2 separate regions of the Homo sapiens genome follow, and region 2 is linked to region 1. A link is a contact called in ENCODE Hi-C or POLR2A ChIA-PET data. All regions are on one chromosome and are shown on one strand. Each heading gives the region's core, a stretch centred on a gene start or an enhancer-like site at or near the end of the contact. The rest is flanking DNA. Distances are from core to core; before and after follow the strand shown. Region 1 holds the start of LINC00299 (long intergenic non-protein coding RNA 299). Region 2 overlaps LINC00299 (long intergenic non-protein coding RNA 299).

Region 1 (2,700 bases), core at 196-2,695:
CAGGGTTTCCATTTGAGGATCTATCATTCCATGGCTCCCTGTTGTTGTTTTTCACCAGGGAAGTCAGAGTAGAAGAAAAGTTGACAAATGTTTATGAATGCTGGGAAAAATTAAAAAGTGCCAGAGCAAGAGCGGAGTGGAGAATTGTCTGCAGAATGAGAAAACCCAGGTGGCAGCAGCTACCTGCAGACTTGACTTAGCCCAGATTCCCCACCAAGCAGAAACTGAGGCCGACTTAGATGCTAACGTTTTATTGAAAGATCCAATCCCTGGGCAGAAACAATGAGAGGAAAGGGAAAGATTGAAAGCAAGCACAAGGTCGGTGTGTAAACACGTGGTCATTGCTTCCCAAGCCACCAAGAGATTTAAGGGTCCCTGGGCCACGTGGGGCCCCTGGAAACAGGCTGCACAGAGACCTGCCCTAGAGCCTGCCCAGGAGGCCAAGGGAGGAAGTGGTCTGCCAGCTCCCTCATCTCCCACCTTCGATTAGTCACAGTCACCCCACAGGCAGTGACACCCATACTTCCCAGGGGGTCATCTAGCCTCTCCAGGTAGCTACAGGGGACACAGATCCCCCTCTGAGGCATTTCACCCTGGCCTTGGAGGGGCAGGGGTCAGGGGCCCCCCAAGCCTAGTGCAGCCTCAGCCACCAGAGTATGAGAGTGGCCATGTGGAGTCTGTCATCACCTCCAGGGGATCGCGGATGCAGGAGGGTAGCAGCTACCTGGGTGCTTCACAAGTAAGAACCCAAGGCCCCTGGAGACAAGTGAGGCCCAGAGAACTCAAGGACCCAAGAGGGGCCTTAAAATTGTGCCTAAACAGGACCTGGAGTCCCTCTGAGAAGTCATGGGCCAGGCACAGGAAGCCTTGCCAAGCTGCAGTCCTGGGCTAACTCACAAGTCTAGGGGCTTGGAGGGGCTCCGTCCAAGAATACCAGAGCTTCCTGGGCACCCAAAGCCGTAGAGTCAGGCCAGCTAGGGCAGCACACATGGCTGTCCCCACTCTTAAGACTGATAGACCAGAGCCCAGGCCGCCCCCAGAGCCAGGCAGGAACCATTCTGACCACCGGCCTGGGGAAGGCCACTCTTCCCAAGGGCTGGTGTAAGGAAGAGGCTCCTGGACTCGGAATGAGAAGTTGCCAATTCATGACCTGCCCGGCCTCCTACTAGCTGCACACCTTTGGATGAGGCCTTGAACCTCTTCTCTGCAAAAGCAATCCTAGCCGAGCCCTGCCAGCCTCTGGAACCTCTGTCTCCTCACCTGTAAAATGGGGTAAGGGTCCAGGCTGGTCCAACTCCTGGGGCTACTGTGAGGATCACGGGGCTTTGCCGATGAAAACCCTACTGCCCTGCCCTGCCCTGCAGGCCTGTCCTGCATGCCCCTGCTCATCCACGGGGCCCATGGGCCTGAGGTCAGGGCGAGGCATGGCCACCCTAGCTCAGTGTCAGCCCAACCCTTCCTATCAGAGGGAAGCAGAAATTGCCCTGTGCAGCCTGCTTCCTGCCCCATGACAAGGGGCTTCCCCTTAAGATGATTTTGTTTGTCACAGCCCATAAGGGGAAGGGTATTCCCTGAACCAGCACAGCCCTTTGATGGGACCAGGGGGCCCCTGTCCTGGGTCCAGCACTCCTATCATGAAGAGAGGGACAGGAGAGTCGATGGGGGAGGGCACGAGCCTTCCCAGGGAGACCTGATCCCATCCACGCCTTGTACCCAAGCCCCCAGAATTCCTAGCCTAAATGTCTCCAAACCTACTTCCAGGGCCCAAGTCTGATCCCCTGGACATCCCAGAGCCTGGGGAGGCCCAAGGCCCACCCCTGTGGGTGGAGCACCCTGACAGGGAAGAGTGAAGTCCAGGGAGGGAGGAGAGGAGATGTGAGAGGGGGAAGGGAGGCCGAGGGCAGCAGGGGCTGGAAGCAGCTTCCTCCAAGGCCTTCTGCTGGCCTGAAGTCTCAAGGAGTCTGAATTCCAAATTCGAACCTAGCCATCAAGGTCAAGGTAGTAGGAGAGAAACCATTTTACTCAACAATGTATAAGCAAAATGTGTCATTTTTTAAATATGAAGATCTTTACCATGTGGGCCCCATTCGAACTCTTGCTCTGGGGACCTGCCCATGTTCAGGAGCTATGTCATTTTACTCAGCCTCCTTCCAGCAACTTCCACCCTCTGCTGCCCCAAATCTCAAAGCCTCAGGTGCAGTATTCTTCTAAAACCTGGATACTCCCTTCTGGTCCACAGGGCATCTGTTCTAAGGCATCCCCCTTGCCTTGATCATGAAGGGAACGTCCTTTGAAAAGGCTGCCGTCCAAAATATTCCCTGCTGTCCATTCATTCACTCATTCATTCCTTTATTCAACAAATGCTTGAGTATATCCTTCTGTGCCAGGCCACACTCTGGAGATAGTGCAATGAACAACACTGGCAGAAGCCCCTGCCCTCATGAGCTTCTATCCTGGTGGACAAAGACACACAGCAAGCCGGTGAGCATGTGAGATGAACAGAGCATCAGGAAGGGCCACCAGCACCCTGTGCCTGCACACCCACTGTGACTGCCCATGGCTGGGGGCCTGGCCCACTGTACTTCACATGGTGGACAATGAGGCCCTGTGAGGCTCCTTGTGGCCCCTAACTCCTAAGTGACCGGGCTGGGATTCCCACTCAGATGGTGCTGAGGTCAAAGATCTCAAAGGCTTTCCACC
Region 2 (2,700 bases), core at 121-2,620, 46 kb before region 1:
ACTCCGGTAAATCAACACAAACAGAAGACTGAAATAGTCGTATATTATTAGGAGACAAATCCCCAGAAAGTGTTTTCAAGTTGTTATGTAAAATTTGACTCTTGCCTTGACTTTACCTGCATAGTTGTATATTTACTAAAGACTCACAAACAGAATGTCCATAATGCAAAAAATAAAATAAAGACAGGTGAGCTTTCTTTTTTTTTTTTTTTTTTTTTTTTTGAGACAGGGTCTCACTCTGTTGTCCAGGCTGGAGTGCAGTGGCATGATCTCAGCTCACTGCAACCTCTGCCTCTCGGGTTCAGGTGATTCTCATGCTTCAGCCTCCAAGCAGCTGGGATTACAGGTGCCCACGACGACACTCGTGTAATTTTTGTATTTTTAGTAGAGGTAGGGTTTCATCGTGTTAGTCAAGTTGGTCTTGAACTCCTGACCTCAAGTGATCCACCCACCTCAGCCTCCAAAGTGCTGGGATTACAGGCATGAGCCACCGCACCCAGCCCAGGTGAGCTTTCTAGACCTCTGTATGCCTACTCTTTTATGTGCCTAATAATAAATCTCTCAGTTCAGGCTGGCATTGCACTGGAGATTTTTCAGCGCATTTTGTATATGTATATTATCTTTTGGTTCTCACAACCAACATGTAAGAGAAACAGGTTTGGTGCTATTATTCCCCGTTTACAGATGGACAAGCACCGAGAGTGGTAATTATTCAAAGCCACGTGGACCTGGGCAGAACTAGAAGCCACATATTTTAGTATCAATGTTGATTTTTAGAAGATACAGTGCTGCTAAAGGTGAAGGTTCAGTCTTAGGTTTTATTATCTCAGCTCCAAAGTTCACAAATTTAAAAGCAGTAAATGAATGGCTAGCTGAATAATTGAAATAATTTTCAATTCATAAAATCACACCCTCAAGAAAGGCAGGCCTTCAGGAAGCCCATGGTTGTGGCCCTGTGGTTCAGCCAGCCCCACTCAGAAAGGTGAGGAGGGGGCCTGGCTTTCAGCCCCCACCCGAGACTCCGCAACTGTCCACCCGCCTCACCCTTTGCTTGCTGTACTTGCAGCCTGTTTCTTCCTGCCCTGCCCTGCCCTCGAAAACACAGCAGCTCCCCACCTTCCTCTGAGCATAATGCTTCCATACAATTATCGTAACAATTCAGACAATTTCAACAATTTCAAACAAGTATTGAAAACCCCTCAACCCACAATCTTCTGAAACGTCCATATCAGGTATTGGCAAATTGTTACACTGCCTGCACCAAAAATAAACAAGGACAACAGAGACGGAGGAAAATTCCCTTCCTGCTCTTTAAACTCCCACAAGCACCAACAACCTTCAGTGTTAAAACGTATCTTCAGTTTTGTTTCTGAAGTCTCAAGACTTCAAGTGAGGACACGCCCTCCGCCAGCTAGCCGGCCCATCCCTTATCTCGTTCCGCGGGGCAAAGATGAGGAGAGACCGACCCTCTGCTCGCTTCTTCAGCTTTGAGGAGCAGCCACCGAGGCAGCCTCTCAGATGCCACATCACACCCCACGGTGAAACTGTGTCACCTTCTGGCCACTGGGCGGGCCACACAGGAGCTGCGGTGGTCATCCAGTGTTTCAGCCAGGGTGCTCCAGAGGAACAGAATGAATAGGATAGATTATAAATAGAGAAGAGGAGGTTTATTCTGGGAAGTGCCTCACACGGTGGAGGCTGAGAAGTCCCACGATCTGCCGTCTGCAATCTGGAGACCAGGAAAGCTGGGGGTGTGGTTCAGTCTCAGTCCAAAGGCCCAAGAACCAGGAGCACCAGTGTAGGACAGCAGGAAAAGACGGACGTCCCCGCTCTATCCGAGAAAAGAGAACCCCCGCTTCTTCCCCCTTTAAGTTGGGTTCAGGCTGTCAGCAGGCTGACTGATGCCTGCCCACACTGGGGAGGGCAGGTCTTCTTTACTCAGTCTCAGCTCCTCCCAGACACACCCAGAAGTCATGCTTACCAGCTGCCCGGGCATCCCTTAGCCCAATCACGTTGATTCTCAAAATTAACCGTCATATCCAATTATACCTTTTGACCCAGCTGGTTAGCAGAACCAAGCTCAGAGAGCCTCCTGCCTGCCCACCCAAATACAGCCCTAAGGCCAAACAGATGCATGTTTAACTGGAGCCTCAAACTTAGAATGAGAGAAAACAGAAAGGCAAGTAAAAAGTAACTGTTTTGGTCAATAACCCGTGTATTCATCACTTCACTGACAGAGCTTATCGTATGTAAGTTCCTCATGGCAGATGGGCGCGTGGCCTGTGCACGCATGCAGGCCTGCACACTCACATGCACGCACACACACCGGACAGGTTAATCCCCGTATCATTGGCTGCCACGGGTTGCCTAAGAAGCTTAACAGGGCATGTTCTGACTTCAACAATGACCTGCTAATGGTTTTGCATTTTTCTCAAGTATTATAACCCATCTTTGTCCCCCTTATCTCCTAATGAAATCAGTAAATTGAGGTGACTGCAAGAGGGAGCGCAAAGGAAACACCAGAGCCAAGGGTGCCGCGAGGCTCTACTAAGCCACAAACCATCATCTTGAGGCGATTATCAGACCTTGACTTTTGCTTCGAGAAATAAAGTTGCAGATATCCTGGCGAAACAAAATTTCTTTCCGTTTTACTTAAAAAAGAAGAATGCAGCCCATATAGTTGTGATTTTGCTAACACTG

What was found. Hi-C counts contacts between places; a loop is a spot of excess contacts on that map. ChIA-PET counts read pairs that join two places held with the same protein, here RNA polymerase II (POLR2A). Pooled maps may share reads with other maps.
Region 2: POLR2A ChIA-PET joins it to region 1 with 6 read pairs in CD8-positive, alpha-beta T cell. The contact joins the enhancer-like site here to the promoter of LINC00299 in region 1. A Hi-C loop is called at or near these places in 2 of 168 maps with a recorded cell type or tissue (CD14-positive monocyte and CD4-positive, alpha-beta T cell), 2 of 37 single-sample maps with no recorded cell type and 3 of 50 pooled maps. POLR2A ChIA-PET finds 5 or more read pairs at or near these places in 9 of 52 experiments (CD4-positive, alpha-beta memory T cell, CD8-positive, alpha-beta T cell, CD8-positive, alpha-beta memory T cell and 6 more).

Annotation. Positions count from the first base shown.
Region 1 is chr2:8,326,974-8,329,673 of GRCh38, forward strand. LINC00299 (long intergenic non-protein coding RNA 299) reads right to left here and starts at 1,446. Exons shown (of 9, transcript NR_034135.1): 1 at 1,261-1,446.
Region 2 is chr2:8,280,666-8,283,365 of GRCh38, forward strand. All of the region lies in intron 7 of LINC00299 (long intergenic non-protein coding RNA 299), which reads right to left. Among named protein-coding and RNA genes, the nearest start is that of LINC00299, 46 kb to the right of the region's middle. RefSeq lists an enhancer at 767-1,267. Within about 2 kb of position 1,371, at least 3 of the 41 ENCODE cell types and tissues checked have a DNase peak (open chromatin) inside an H3K27ac peak, as active enhancers do; they include CD8-positive, alpha-beta T cell, where a contact is called at or near this core.